Regions from separate parts of the Homo sapiens genome. Here region 2 is linked to region 1. Evidence: chromatin contacts called from ENCODE Hi-C or POLR2A ChIA-PET data. All regions are on one chromosome and are shown on one strand. Each heading gives the region's core, a stretch centred on a gene start or an enhancer-like site at or near the end of the contact. The rest is flanking DNA. Distances are from core to core; before and after follow the strand shown.

Evidence for each region. Hi-C counts contacts between places; a loop is a spot of excess contacts on that map. ChIA-PET counts read pairs that join two places held with the same protein, here RNA polymerase II (POLR2A). Pooled maps may share reads with other maps.
Region 2: a loop to region 1 is called in a pooled map, with 4 times the contacts of the local background. The contact joins two enhancer-like sites. A Hi-C loop is called at or near these places in 5 of 50 pooled maps. POLR2A ChIA-PET finds 5 or more read pairs at or near these places in 2 of 52 experiments (Panc1 and activated CD4-positive, alpha-beta memory T cell).

Annotation. Positions count from the first base shown.
Region 1 is chr19:38,541,311-38,548,539 of GRCh38, reverse strand. RYR1 (ryanodine receptor 1) reads right to left here. Exons shown (of 106, transcript NM_000540.3): 85 at 5,105-5,193; 86 at 4,880-5,008; 87 at 4,665-4,769; 88 at 2,014-2,095; 89 at 120-307. Among named protein-coding and RNA genes, the nearest start is that of MAP4K1-AS1, 51 kb to the left of the region's middle. RefSeq lists enhancers at 3,848-3,937, 4,288-4,347. Within about 2 kb of position 4,024, at least 12 of the 41 ENCODE cell types and tissues checked have a DNase peak (open chromatin) inside an H3K27ac peak, as active enhancers do.
Region 2 is chr19:38,766,329-38,773,557 of GRCh38, reverse strand. LGALS7 (galectin 7) reads left to right here and starts at 41. Exons shown (of 4, transcript NM_002307.4): 1 at 41-71; 2 at 455-543; 3 at 1,528-1,729; 4 at 2,419-2,590. The coding sequence starts at 66. The coding sequence ends at 2,532. RefSeq lists a silencer at 3,536-3,705. Within about 2 kb of position 3,642, at least 14 of the 41 ENCODE cell types and tissues checked have a DNase peak (open chromatin) inside an H3K27ac peak, as active enhancers do.

The DNA.
Region 1 (7,229 bases), core at 2,775-5,274:
AAACAAGGAAAGTGAGGCTTGCAGAGATGTCTCTTGCCTGAGGCAGCCAGCCAGAAGGGTATGGCTGGCCCTTGGCAACCCCACCCAAGTCCTGGGCCCACACGATGTCCCACACCCACCTTCTGGAAGTCCTTCTTGGAGATGAGGCCACGGGGATCCGTTACGTAGTCCTGGAAGGCTTCAGAGCCCACAATGTCCTTGAGTTTCAGGAACATGTCGAAGAACTTGAGGATCATCTCCACATTGGATGAGGATTCCACGAGCATGTCCACCATCTGCCGGGCGATCATGCCGTTCACCACGTTCCCTGCAGGCAGCCCCAGGTCAGTGTGGCCGGTGAACACTCCCTTCTGGGGCCCCACCAGGCTTGCCTCTCTTTCCAGCCCAGGAGCCACCACGCTGCTGGAGTGTCCCTGGCCAGCCACAGCCTCCCCTCCACAGGTCCCTTCCTGACCTGCGTCAGCCTCCTGTGCCAACCTGGCTGATCCTGCCTTTGCCCACCTCCCCCAGTAAAGCTAATGATGTCAGGTCGGACGTGGTGGCTCACGCCTGTAATCCCAGCACTTTGGGAGACCGAGGTGGGTGGATCACTTGAGGCCAGGAGTTTGAGACCAGCCTGGCCAACATGGTGAAACCCCGTCTCTATTAAAAATACAAAATCAGCTGGGCGTGGTGGCATGTGCTTGTATTTCCAGCTACTTGGGAGGCTGAGGCACGAGAATTGCTTGAACCTGGGAGGCGGAGGTTGCAGAGCCGAGATCGTGCCACTGCACTCCAGCCTGGGTGATGGAGTGAGACTCTGTCTCAAAAAAAAAAAAAAAGATAATGATGATGTACGCTAAAGGTAGGTGCCAAATGCTACCCTGGCACAATCACACAAAAAGGGAAGTGTGTGACTCTACTTTTAGGAAGAGAAACTGAGACATAGAGAAAGTCATGCACTCAAAGTTACATAGCCAGTAAAGTGGGGAGAATGGATTTGAACTCAGAGCTGCATGACCTCAGGGCTTACACAACTAAAACTTCCACCAGTACACACAGTCAGGAGGGTCCACAGAAGACTGAGGCTAGCCAGTGGTAAGCAGCAAGGAGAGGTAGAGATTGGCAAACTGCGATCCCACACTCCCTCTAAAGGCAGCAGCTGAAGCTTGGCTCCAGTTTATTTTTGTAATTTTTAAATTTTAATGTAGGCTGGGCGCAGTGGCTCAAGTCTGTAATCCCAGCACTTTGGGAGGCTGAGGCGGGAGGATCACGAAGTCAGGAGATCCAGACCATCCTGACCAACATGGTGAAACCCCGTCTCTACTAAAAATACAAAAAAAAAAAAAAAAAAATTAGCCAGGTGTGGTGGCGGGCGCCTGTAGTCCCAGCTACCGGGGAGGCCAAGCAGGAGAATGGCGTGAACCTGGGAGGCGGAGCTTGCAGTGAGCCGAGATCGCGCCACCGCACCTCCAGCCTGAGCGGCAGAGCGAGACTCCGTCTCAGAAAAGAAAAAAAAAAAAAAGGGATCCTAATATATCCACATTCATCAATTGTTTATCTTTTGCCACATTTGGACATTTGGTTTGTTTTTGGGGTTTGTTTTTTTGAGACAGGGTCTTGCTCTGTCACCCAGGCTGGAGTGCAGTGGTGTGATCACAGCTCACTGCAGCCTGGACCTCCCGGGCTCTGGTGATCCTCCCACCTCAGCCTCCCGAGTAGCTGGGTCTACAGGCACACACCACCACACTAGGCTAATTTTTGTATTTTTAGTAGAGACAGGGTCTCACCATGTTGCCCAGGCTGGTCTCAAACTCCTGACTTCAGGTGATCTTCCCACCTCGGCCTCCCAAAGTGCTGGGATTACAGGTGTAGCCACCGCATCTGGCCTATTATGGCTTCTTCATCAACCCATGGATCCTGACACGATGTCAGATGGGGTTGAGGATTAGGGTCTCCCGGGTCTCAGGGGGCCATTCTCAGGCTTCTCTGAACCTCTTTACTGTTCCCTCACCCTCACTCCTGGGTGTTTACCTTCTAGTAGCGACAGCAACATCACCACCATGTCCTTCTGCAGATCCAGCAGCTCCTTCAGCAGCTCGATCTGGCTTGAGTCCTAGAGATCCCAGCTCGGTGAGGGCTGGTCTCAGCATACACCTCCCCCACCTCTGTTGCTTCTCCCCCTCCTCACCTACCCAGCAGGGCCTAAACCCGTTTTCTCCCCTCTTACCTCCGAGGGGACCCGAGTCCAGACATGTTCCTCGGAAGCAGGGGAAGGGGCAGAGAGACAAGATTGTGGGGGTGGGGTTGGCACTTGGGGGACGGGCTCGATAGGTGATGGGTAGTGGGAAGGCTGGCAGACAAGGAGGACTGAGAGGCTTGCGGGGCAGACATTTGGGGCAGAGAGAGACAGAGACAGACAGAGACAAACACTGGGGACAGAGACCCAGGTCTAGGAAGGGATGTGAGCCCAGCACTGTGCCTGGCCTACGGTGGGATTGACAGATGTATGTTGAATATAATGTGTGATGGCAAGAGTGGGACTCTGGGTTCAGGAGGAAGGCTGCAGAGACAGCCATGTGCTTTCTGGTAAGCCGTCTGCGGGGAACATAGGGCCACAGTGTAGGGCCCATAGAAACCTCCAATACAAAGTTTTGCCTCATGGCCCCTATTTATGTTAGGTTGAGTCACATAAAATTGCCAACATGTGATCACTTTTGGCTCACAAAGTGGTAATTTCTTTCTTTTTGAGACAGAGTTTTGCTCTTGTTGCCCAGGCCGGAATGTAATGGCGCAATCTCGGCTCACTGCAACTTCTGCCTCCCAGGTTCAAGCAATTCCCCTGCCTAAGCCTCTCGAGTAGCTGGATTACAGGCATGCGCCACCATACCCAGCTAATTTTTTACTTTTAACAGAGATGGGGTTTCTCCATGTTGGTGAGGCTGGTCTCGAACTCCTGACCTCAGGTGATCTGCCCGCCTAGGGCTCCCAGAGTGCTGGGATTACAGGTATGAGCCACCGTGCCAGATCCAAAGTGGTAATTTCATATGGTTCCACCAAATAAAATGGAGAGGGGAGGAGATGATACCAGATAAATGGGATGTAAGGATCTTTTGCTCCCATGCTAGTTCTATCAGTTGTTGATTCCAATCCTAATGTATTTCCACAGTTCCAAAGCTCTGCATTCTGCGCCTAAGGTCCCGACACTCCTAATCTCAAGATCTTACAGTGGGTGGGCGCCTGTGGTTTGTGCCTACCCATGATTCAGTCCCCCTCCTCTCTTTACAATCCCTCAATTTTCACCTGCGGAGTCCCCCATCCCACAGTCAGAGCACATGGGGCTAACCCTACCTCCTGGTTCTATAGGTGGGTATATGACCGGGCCTGGTCAGTCAAAGCTTTCTTTCCTAAGCCTATGATGATTGGTTCAGGGAGGGACATGTGACCCAATAGGCTAGTCAGAGAGAATCTCAGGTTTTTTTTTTTCTTGGAGCTTTCAGGAAAGAGGAGATCTCTTCCCTCTAGGGCTGTTAAGAAGTAGAGTGGATAGGAGCCTGAGGCACCATTTTTTCCAGCCCAGGGAGACAGCCTGCTTGCAAATGCAGTCAAAGAGGAGGCAGTTCTGCTGACATCACTCTAAGCCCTGGATCTGTAATATGAACTGATAAATTCTTTATTTTTCTTAAGCCACCACTTTGCACTGGATTTCTAGCTTTTGCAACCTAGACTAGATGGTGGCGGATGAATTAGCCCTGCAGGATTTGGAATTCTACATGATGATACCAACACTCTCTAGAATTTTAGGATACCAACAGCACAACTTCAGCTGCTGTGACACGGAGGAATTGCATTCTAAGTTTAACTCCTTTTAAAAAGTCAGATGACAACGAATTAGGGTTTCTGCCAGCCCCTGGGGCACCTTTGAGCAAATTAGAAAAAAAGGCGTCCCCTAAAACACTTCCTGTAGGGAAGTTATAACATGCTGGATGCTTTACTGCCATCTGCTGGAAAACTAAACTATTGTAATAAATACACCATTATGTGTAGGATGTGAATGCTCTCAGAGATCGTGCCTTTGTGCAGTGCACGACCTGCGGAACAGTATATGGCAGCCTTGAATATAGTTACCAGACAGAAGCAGAGCAAATGGATTAAGTGTTCGTGAGACATTGGCAAGGCTGCAAAGGGGTGAGGGAAAGAGGAACAAGGATTATGGAAATGGAAGGTGGTGCTCAACAGGGACCTTACATCATGAATGCCTGATATGGGTGTCATCTGCCGCAAGTAAGATAAAGAAGCAAAACATTTCCTCAGCCCCAGGCTCTAATCTAGAAACCAGCCCCATCCTAGCCCAAGGACTGTCCACATCTGCGATGACTCATCAGAGAGAAAAACAGCAATCAATCATAGAGGAGCTCCGGCCATTGGGACGGGGCCAACACGTCAGACCAATGGAAGCGTGGATGGAAAACCAGCTGATTGGTGGGGAGGGAGGGGCAGAGGAGGAGGCGGGGTCATGCAGACAGCCAATCCAGAAAGAGGATGGATTTGGCCACTGAGAGGGAACCAGTCTGGAACATGCCGGGAGCACTCGGGTGACAAACTGACCAAAGGGGCAAGACTTGGAAATGGACCACTTGGGGGACGCCCGGAAGCAGGTGGATGGAGACCAGAGGGGCTCGAACCTGAGCGAGCTTCATCATCATGTGGGCGAACACGTGCAGGAATCCCACCACTGCGTCCCATAGGCGACTGTGCGCCAGGCTCTGCTGGTTCCCGGTGCAGGGACCCTGGGAGGCAGAGTGCCGTGTGGGGGGGAAGGGAATCCCCGAGAAGGGATCAGGGATCACGATGCGGGACCCCCTCCCTTCCCACTCCCGCCCCAGGGGGAGCGCCCTACCTGGATGTACTCAGTGAGGCTGTTGAACACCTGCTTAGCCACCGACATGGCTTTGGAGAAGTTCCTCTTGCCCTGCTCTTCAATGACATCCTTGCCCGAGTAGTACCAGTAGAAGTCGCTGATGGATTCCTGGTGGGGGCGGGTAGGGTGTGAGGGGGTGCTGGGGCCGACCATGGCCCTGCAGCCCCCGACCCAAGTCACACCTGAACCGTCTCACGTCCTCACCTGCAGCCGCAGGAGGTAGTCCACAGTGCAAATGATGATGTTAATAGTGGTCGTGTTCCCTGTCTGTGTCCGTAGGTAGTTCTGGAAATCTGGGGAGATGAAAAGTCATTTATCCAGCACCTCCCATGTGCTAGGGGAGATGAACAGTGGGTCATTTATTCATTTATGCAATACTCATGTGTTGAGTTCCTATTGTATGCCAGAAAGCATATCATCATCAATTTATTTAATAACTATCAAGTACTTACTATGTGACAGAGAAAGATGGATGATCATTTATTCATTTGTCTAAAAATACTGGCCGGGTGGCTCACGCCTGTAATTCCAGCACTTTGGGAGGCCCAGGCAGGCAGATCACCTGAGGTCAGGAGTTTGAGACCAGCCTGACCAACATGGTGAAACCCCGTCTCTACTAAAAATACAAAAATTAGCTGGGTGTGGTGGTGGGCACCTGCAATCCTAACTACTTGGGAGGCTGAGGCAGGAGAATCGCTTCAACCCCGGAGGCAGAGGTTGCAGTGAGTGGAGATCTCACCATTGCAGTCCAGCCTGGGCAACAAGATGGAAACCCCGTCTCAAAAATAAATAAATAAATAAATAAATAATTTTAAAATAGGCTGGGAGCGGTGGCTCACACCTGTAATCCCAGCACTTTGGGAGGCCCAGGTGGGTGGATCACTTGAGGTCAGGAGTTTGAGACCAGCCTGGCCAACATGGTGAAATCCCGTCTCTACTAAAAAAAATACAAAATTAGCCAGGTGTGGTGGCATGTGCCTGTAATCCCAGCTACCTGGGAGGCTGAGGCAGGAGAATTGCTTGAACCCGGAAGGCAGAGGTTGCAGTGAGCCTAGATCATGCCACTGCACTCCAGCTTGGGCAACAAGAGTGAAACTCCGTCTCAAAAAATAAATAAATATAAAAAAATAAAATATAAATATTATTGAGGGCCTGCTATGTGTCAAATGTGGTGGAGCGTCATTTATTCATTCAGTTTTTTCCAACAAATTTGTATATTGACCACCAACTATGTAGCAGGGAGAAATAGAGATTCAGTTCCTCGTTAGTTTCCAAACAATTTTATCAAATTCCTCCTATGTGCTGGGGATATTCATGCATTTATCCAACAAATATTTATTGAGCACCTACTAAAGGCCAGGGAACATATGGATTGGTCACTTGTTCATTTATTCAACATATTTTATTGAGTGTATACTACATCCTCACGAGATTAAGATTGTCACATCCTCTTTGCTACAACAAATTTGTTGCGTTCTTACTATGTGTCATGCAGTATTCTAGGCTCTGGGGATACAGTAGTAAAAAAAAAAAAAACAGTCCCCGGCCTTGGGGGGGATTTTTTTTTTTTTTTGACAAGGTCTCCCTCTGTTGCCTAGGTTGGAGTACTGTGGCATGATCATAGCTCACTGCAGCCTTGACCTCCTGGGTTCAAGTGGTCCTCCCACCTCAGCCTCCCAGGTAGCTGGAACTATAGGTGTGAGCCACCACATCCGGCCAATTTTTAATTTTTTTGTTGAGACCAGCCCAGGCTGGTCTCGAACTCCTGGCCTCAAGCAACCCTCCTACCTTGACCTCCCATAGTGCTGGGATTACAGACATGAGCCGTATGTCCAGCCCCTGCCCTTGTGAAGTTTATATTCTTGTGCAGTAATTTTTTAATCTTTTCTGACTGCAATCTATGGTAGGAAATCCTTTTTTTTTTGAGATACAGTCTTGCTCTGTCACCCAGGCTGGAGTGCAGTGGCATGATCTCAGTTCACTGCAAACTCTGCCTCCCAGGTTCAAGCAATTCTCCTGCCTCAGCCTCCTGAGTAGCTGGGATTACAGGCATGCGCCACCACGCCCGGCTAATTTTTTTGCATTTTTAGTAGAGACAGGGTTTCACCATATTGGACAGGCTGGTCTCCAACTCCTGACCTTGTGATCCACCTGCCTCGGCCTCCCAAAGTGCTGGGATTACAGGTGTAAGCCACCACACCCAGCCGAGGAAATCCTTTTTACATTGAGACCTGATACATGTGTTCAATCTGAAATTATATTCACCTATTCCCGAAAGAGAAGTTTCACATTGCCTTACTCTGTGCCATGCATTCTGTTCTTTTCTGTC
Region 2 (7,229 bases), core at 2,393-4,892, 230 kb before region 1:
GCCCTGCTTTTATTTAAGGTCCCCAGCAGGCCCCACCACCACGGCTGCCCAACCCGGTCCCAGCCATGTCCGTGAGTGCTCCAGGGGCCCGGGGCGGGGCCAAGCAGGGAGGGGGCTGGGGGCTCCTCTTTCAAAGGAGCAAGTGGGCAGTGAGTGTGCCACGGACTGGCCTGGGCTGTGGCCTCCGGGTAACCCCCATCCCGACTGTCCCCTCTACCTCTTTGTGGCTTCCTCTGGGGCCCTCTTTGAGGATCTTTCTGTTTGTCTTTGTTGCTCTCCCCATCTGTTTCCCTGTCTGTTTCTGGTCTCTTTCCTGCCTCTCCGCCACCCTTTCCTCTTCCACTGATTTCTGCCAGTCTCAGCCCTGGTCGGCTCCTCTGAGGGGTGACCCACCTTCTGCCTCCCTCCTTCGGTCTCACCGGCTCACAGTGGCCCCTGCACCCCACTCTTGCAGAACGTCCCCCACAAGTCCTCACTGCCCGAGGGCATCCGCCCTGGCACGGTGCTGAGAATTCGCGGCTTGGTTCCTCCCAATGCCAGCAGGTGAGGCCCCAGGCCCTAGGGGTAAAGGGTACAGGTCTCAGGATCAGCTGACTCCCAATTTTTGCAGTCCAGAAGTAGGGGCCCGAGGCCACCTGTATCCACCAGGCTAGGAGTCCGAGGCCATTTCTGACCTCAAATCTGATGTATTCGTATTTGCCCCCGTGCCTTTGTGGCTGGGGTCCCTAAGTTTCCCTAAGCATTTGAGGTCCCTGGGTAATCTCAGGGTTCCTAGATATAGTCCTATGACTTCCATGTCTGAGTCCCAGGGAACTCTGGAAATACTCCAAGTCCTGGAGACACCCTGGACCCTGGGAGTCCTTGCCAAGCCATCCTTTGACTTCCTGGCTAAGGAACTTCGGGCCTTCTGGATTCTGAGGTACCCTGGAAATACTGGGGTTCCTGGTATTATTCTTTGTCCTGTAGAAGCTGAGGGTTCCCTGAGCATCAGGAGCACCCTGGCTATCACCCAGACCTCCTGGGCAGCTCCCAGGCTCTTTGGAAATGAGGGCACCCTGCCCTAAGCGTAGTGAGTTTGGTCTGGGTAGGTTTCTGCCAAGGGCCTCATGATATTTTGGCTGCCTTGGGAATCTAAGCTCCCTGGTCATTAGTCGCCTACCTCTCCTTCTGCGGTGTGTGCCTGTCTTCAGGTCCCTGTTAATTTGGGGGTACTCTGGGAATGGGGAGTGCCAGTCCATAAGACCTTCACTTTGGTCTGGGCGGTTTATGTTTTGTTTGTTCTTTCGTTTTTTTGTAAGGTGGGGTCTCGCTATGTTGCCCAGGCTGGTCTTTAACTTCCGGGCCCAAGCGATCCTCCCTTCTCCACCTCCCAGAGTGCTGGGATTACAGGGTGAGCCACTGCACCCAGCCAACATTTCATTTACTTATTCATTCAAAGTAAATTGTAGACATCGGTATTCCTCACCCTCAACATTTCTTGGTCTGGGTGGTTTCTGAGCCCTGACGGCCACCATCCTCCTCTTCCAGGTTCCATGTAAACCTGCTGTGCGGGGAGGAGCAGGGCTCCGATGCCGCGCTGCATTTCAACCCCCGGCTGGACACGTCGGAGGTGGTCTTCAACAGCAAGGAGCAAGGCTCCTGGGGCCGCGAGGAGCGCGGGCCGGGCGTTCCTTTCCAGCGCGGGCAGCCCTTCGAGGTGCTCATCATCGCGTCAGACGACGGCTTCAAGGTGCGTCTCTGCGACAGGGGCGTGGACGCCAAGACTTAGGTCCCTGGAGCAGAGGGTTGGGCAAAGCCAGGCTATTGGTGGAAGGCAGGGAGGTTCGGGGCGGGGTGAGGGGGGTAGGGAAGTCGTGGCCAAGGCGGAGAAGGGTGTCCTTCGACCCTCTCTCTCGCCTAAACAACTCCCACTTGGGTCCGAGGGACAGAGAGACAGCAGGGTCAGGACGAGGCGAGCACCAGCCAAGTGTCCAAGGGGTGGGCGTCCTAGCGGGAAGGCGTGGCCCAGACTCGCCATCCCAGACCCTACTCCCAGTTCATTCCTTCCTGAGGTCCGGGGTTTGAGGCATGGGGAGGGATGGGTTGGAAACAGCGCCCAGGAACTCGTCCTAGCAAGGATTGGCGGGTGGGAGTGGCGGCAGATCCTCCACCACCCACAGCTTACGCGAATTCACCTCCCTCCTCTGCGCTTTAATAGCGGGTAATGGTCGCTGAAATGAGAATATCCATTACCAGCACTAAAAAAGCCTCTTTTTACTGTGCCACACAGTCAACTCGTTTGATCCTCACGCAAGAGTTAGAATGAACAATAGCCCCATTTTCCCAGTGAGGAAACTGAGGCCCAGAGGGGATGAGTGATTTCCCCAGGGCCACCCAGCACGGGCCTCCGGAATCCTCACCACCGACCCTCCCCTGCAGGCCGTGGTTGGGGACGCCCAGTACCACCACTTCCGCCACCGCCTGCCGCTGGCGCGCGTGCGCCTGGTGGAGGTGGGCGGGGACGTGCAGCTGGACTCCGTGAGGATCTTCTGAGCAGAAGCCCAGGCGGGCCCGGGGCCTTGGCTGGCAAATAAAGCGTTAGCCCGCAGCGCGACTGTGTCTGTGTCCCATTCACTGAGATGAGCAAACTGAGACCCAGAGAGGCCAAGATACTGGCTCCGGGCCACACAGCGAATCCGAGGCGGAGGCGGGCTCTGAGCCTGCCTGTGCTTAGGACACTTTCTGTCTGCGAAGGCGTGAGGGTCGCGATCTGGGAAGGAGTGGGTGTGGGGCGTGCCCTGACGCAGCATTTGTGCAAAGCAAGCCAGCTGGGAATGCGGTCGGGCGGACCTGCTGGCGTTTGGGGCGCAGAGGCGCTCACCGCAGGTCCTGGTGCCCCCACTGCAGATCTAAGGGGCGCCAACATGGGTCCATCTGCAAAGGGGGCGAATGAGTCCCACCTTTCTGGTCATTTGTGGGCCCCAATCCTACGGGTGGAAAGCGTGTTATAAGATCCCGGGTCCCTGGGTCCCGTATCCCCCTGCAGCTCATCTCTCCCACCCTCTTCTCTCCTGGCCTCCCGCCCCTAGAGACGTCCCAGGTGGGGCTGGGAAGCCCGACGGGCGTCTCCGGGCTCCCGCTGTTCCCCGAGTCGGGACAGGTACCCGCCTGCGCACCCTCGGGGCAGACGCGATGGCAGCGGCCCCGGCTCTGCGGAGCAGCTGGGAGGACTCGAAGGGCGGCGCGGGATTTCCGTGGCGCAGCGAGCCCCATTCCCACGCGCCCTCCGCTCTCCCCGACGGCCCCGACCGCGGCCCTAGCCCTGGTCACTGTGACGGGAGGGGAAGCGGACGCCAAGTGCAGCCCCGGCCCCAGTGTGACTTTCAGGGTTCAGGGCGTCGCTGGGGCTCCCCTTAATGGCGGGGTTGGGGTGGGAGAGGCTGGGAGCACTGTGAGCCCCGAGCCCGCACCCTCGGCGAGGCACCCTGCAGCGACCGCGGGCCTTAGCCGGGGACAGAGAAGCCACGCCAGGGCTGTGATCGGAAGCTGCACGTGGGTGCTCGGGACCGGCTGTTCCGGAACCTTCGTCCGGATCCACGCCTTGGTGGGCGCGCCCAGGCTTGGGCCTGGATCCCCGCCCTTGAGCTTCCGTCCCCCTGGCGGCCGCCGCCGTCATTGCTGCCTGGACCAAGGCGGATGCAGGAAGCTGGGGTGGTTCCTGGCCTGGCCTGAATCTGATTCTGGTGTCTGGTGGGGACGCCAGGTTCGCCGCGGGGCCCAGGCGCGTTCAGGACCTGGGGTTTTCTGCCCCTGCGACCCTCGGGCTGGGCAGTCTCTTCCCGCGTCCTGCCCTGGAGTGGGTGGGCGGTAGTCAGGAGGGAGCCCTGCTCAGGTGAGGAGGCCTGGGAGAGGCCGGATTCTTTTAGTCCTCCGGGGCTCCTGCTTGAATGAGTTAGCTCTTATTTCATTTGGCTGTGACGAGTGGTTTCAACATACTATTTTTTTTTTCGTAAAGATAACATATACATGTGGTACACATTTCAAAACATACAGTGAAATGAACATATTATTGGCACAAGTGGTGAATGTGGTTGGGCCTTCGGATTAGATGGTAGCGATTCAGCCGTGTTAATGTCCCGATTTTCACCGTGCCTTACAGTGTGCACGTGGGAACCTGTCCCTGTTTGTGGAAAACATAGTTAGGTATTTGGAGATGCAACATGTTTGCGATTTTTTCTCAAATGGTTCACCGAGAATGGAGATTTGGAGCTGGGCGCGATGCCTCAGGCCTGTAATCCCAGCACTTTGGAAGGCTGATGTCGGAGCATCGCTTGAGGCCAGGTGTATGAGACCAGCCTTGATAATATAGCAACAGCCCGATCGCTACAAAAAATTTAAATATATAACAAATGGAGATTTATACTGTTATTTTTGTGTGTTTGTCATTTATAAATATACGTGTATATATGTATATGCACATATATGTACACATACATCTATCCTCTTTACTGGGAGAATACTGCTGTTTCCCTGGTCTTCATTTCATGTGTATCTTTCAGAAAATCCCCTGTGGACCTCTGCACATATGCACGGGTAGTTTCTTCCCCTCCATGCATAAATGGTAGCACCCTCCACCCACTGGACGGTTTTCATGGCTTAGGAACGTGAGTCCCAGCAGCATTCCCTGAGTTCCTACTATGTGTAGCCGCTGCGCTAACCATTCCTTCAATCCCCGAAACAACCTTCTGAAGGAGATCCTCTATGCATAGTTTCCTAATGAGGAATTTGGTGCCCACGAAGGTTGAGTGAATTGGTTTAAGATCACACATCAAGTAGATGGTGGACCCAAGTGAATGCGATTCCTCTCCTTGGGGTCTTAGCCTCTGGAAATTACATTTTGTTTGCTTTCATTTATTACTTTATACATATGTGTGTGTGTGTGTGTGCGTGTGTGTGTGTGTTTGTGTATATGTATATGTGTATATGTGTGTGTATATATGTATATACATATATATATATCCGTTTTTGTTTTTTTTTTTTTTTTTGAGACAGAGTCTCGCTCTATTGCCCAGGCTGGAATGCAGTGGCGCAATCTTGGCTCACTGCAACCTCCACTTCCTGGGTTCAAGCGATTCTCCTGTCTCAGCCTCCCGAGTAGTTGGGATTACAGGTGTGTGCCACCATGCCCAGCTAATTTTTGTATTTTTAGTAGAAATGGGGTTTCACCATGTTGGTCAGGCTGGTCTCGAACTCCTGACCTCAGGTGATCCACCCACCTCAGCCTCCCAAAGTGCAGGGATTACAGATGTGAGCCACTGCACCCAGCCACTTTTTATATATTTTCAAAGACAACGTCTTGCTCTGTCTCACCCAGGCTGGAGCATAGGGGCATGATCCCAGCTCACTGAAGCCTCGACCTCCAAGGCTCAAGCGATCCTCCTGACTCAGCCTCCAGAGTACCTGGGACTACAGGCACGCACCACCGTTCCTGGCTAATTAAAAAAAAAAATTTTTTTTTAAGGACAGGGTCACTCAACCTCTGTAGGCATCAAATTCCTCATTGGGAAGTTTCCCAATTGGGAACTCAAGGAAGGGTTGGCACAGTGGCTAGACACAGTAGGAACTCCTGGACTCAAGCAATCCTGCTGCCTCAGCCTCCCAAAGTGCTAGGAACAGAAGCGTGAGCCACCTCACCTAGCCTTGGTGTTTTTAATATCAACTTCATTGAGATGTCATTTATACACAGTAAAATTCTTCCTTTTAAAGTGTACAGTTTTGGCTGGGTGGGGTGGCTCACGCCTGTAATCCCAGCACTTTGGAATGCCGAAGCAGGTGGATCACCTGAGGTCAGGAGTTCGAGACCAGCCTGGCCAACATGGTGAAACCCCATCTCTACTAAAAATACAAAAATTAGCTGGGCGTGGTGGCGCATGCCTGTAATCCCAGCTACTATGGGGGCTGAGGCAGGAGGATCGCTTGAACCTGGGAGGCAGAGGTTGCAGCGACCCGAGATGGTGCCACTGCACTCCAGCCTGGGCAACAGAGCAAGACACCATCTCAAAAAAATAAATAAGTAAATAAAAAAAATTTTAAAAAGTGTACATTTCCGTGAATTTAGACAAACACATCCCATTGTGTGGCCACCATGATCAAGGTAGAGTCTACTTATGAGATTTCCATCACCCCTCCCAGCCACACCCCTGGCACCTGGGTGGTGACCACTGATCCACTCTCAAGCTTCTTAAATTAGTTTTTCCTGCTCTAAAACTTGGTGGAGGCTGGGCGCGGTGGCCCTCTCCTATAATTCCAGTACTTTGGGAGGCTGAGGTGGGTGGATCACCTGAGGTCAGGAGTTCAAGACCAGCCTGGCCAACATGGTGAAACCTGTCTCTACTGAAAATAGAAAAATTATTTGGGCATGGTGTCGCATGCCTCTAGTCCCAGCTACTCGGGAGGCTGAGGCAGGAGAATCGCTTGAACCTGGGAGGTGGAGGTTGCAGTGAGTCGAGATCACGTCACTGCACTCCAGCCTGGGGGACAAGAGCGAAACTCCTTCTCTAAATAAATAAATAAATAAATAAATCTGGGTAGAAAAGTATAGTACTCTTTTTGTAAAAGTCTGGCTACTTCTGCTTAGCGCACATAATGTTTAAGTTCATTCGTGTGTTTTCTTCATGCAGTTCATTTCTTTGGGTTGTAATCCATTGTGTGAACCTGAGTTTGCTGATCTGTTCACCTGTTGATGTACACGTGAGTTGTTTCCAGTGTGGATGTTTATGAATAAAGATTGTATGAAAAGTCTTTTTGTGGGCTGATGTTTTGATTTCTTTTGGGTAAATACCCAGGAGTTGAGTTGCTGTGTCATATAAGTGTATGTTTAAGTTTATTTATTTATTATTATTATTATTTGAGCCAGGGTCTCCCTCTGTCACTGAGGCTGGAGTGCAGTGGCACCACCATAGCTCACTGCAGCCTCCACCTTGGCTCAAGCAATCCTCCTGCCTCAGCCTCTAGAGCAGCTGGGACTATGGGTGTATGCCACTATGCATAGATAATTTTTATTTGATTTTATTTATTTATTTATTTATTTATTTATTTATTTATTTATTTTTGAGATGGAGTTCCACTCTGTCACCCAGGCTGGAGTGCAATGACGCGATCTCTGTTCACTGCAACCTCCACTTCCTGAGTTCAAGCGATTCTTGTGCCTCAGCTTCCCGAGTAGCTGGGATTACAGACGTGTGCCACCA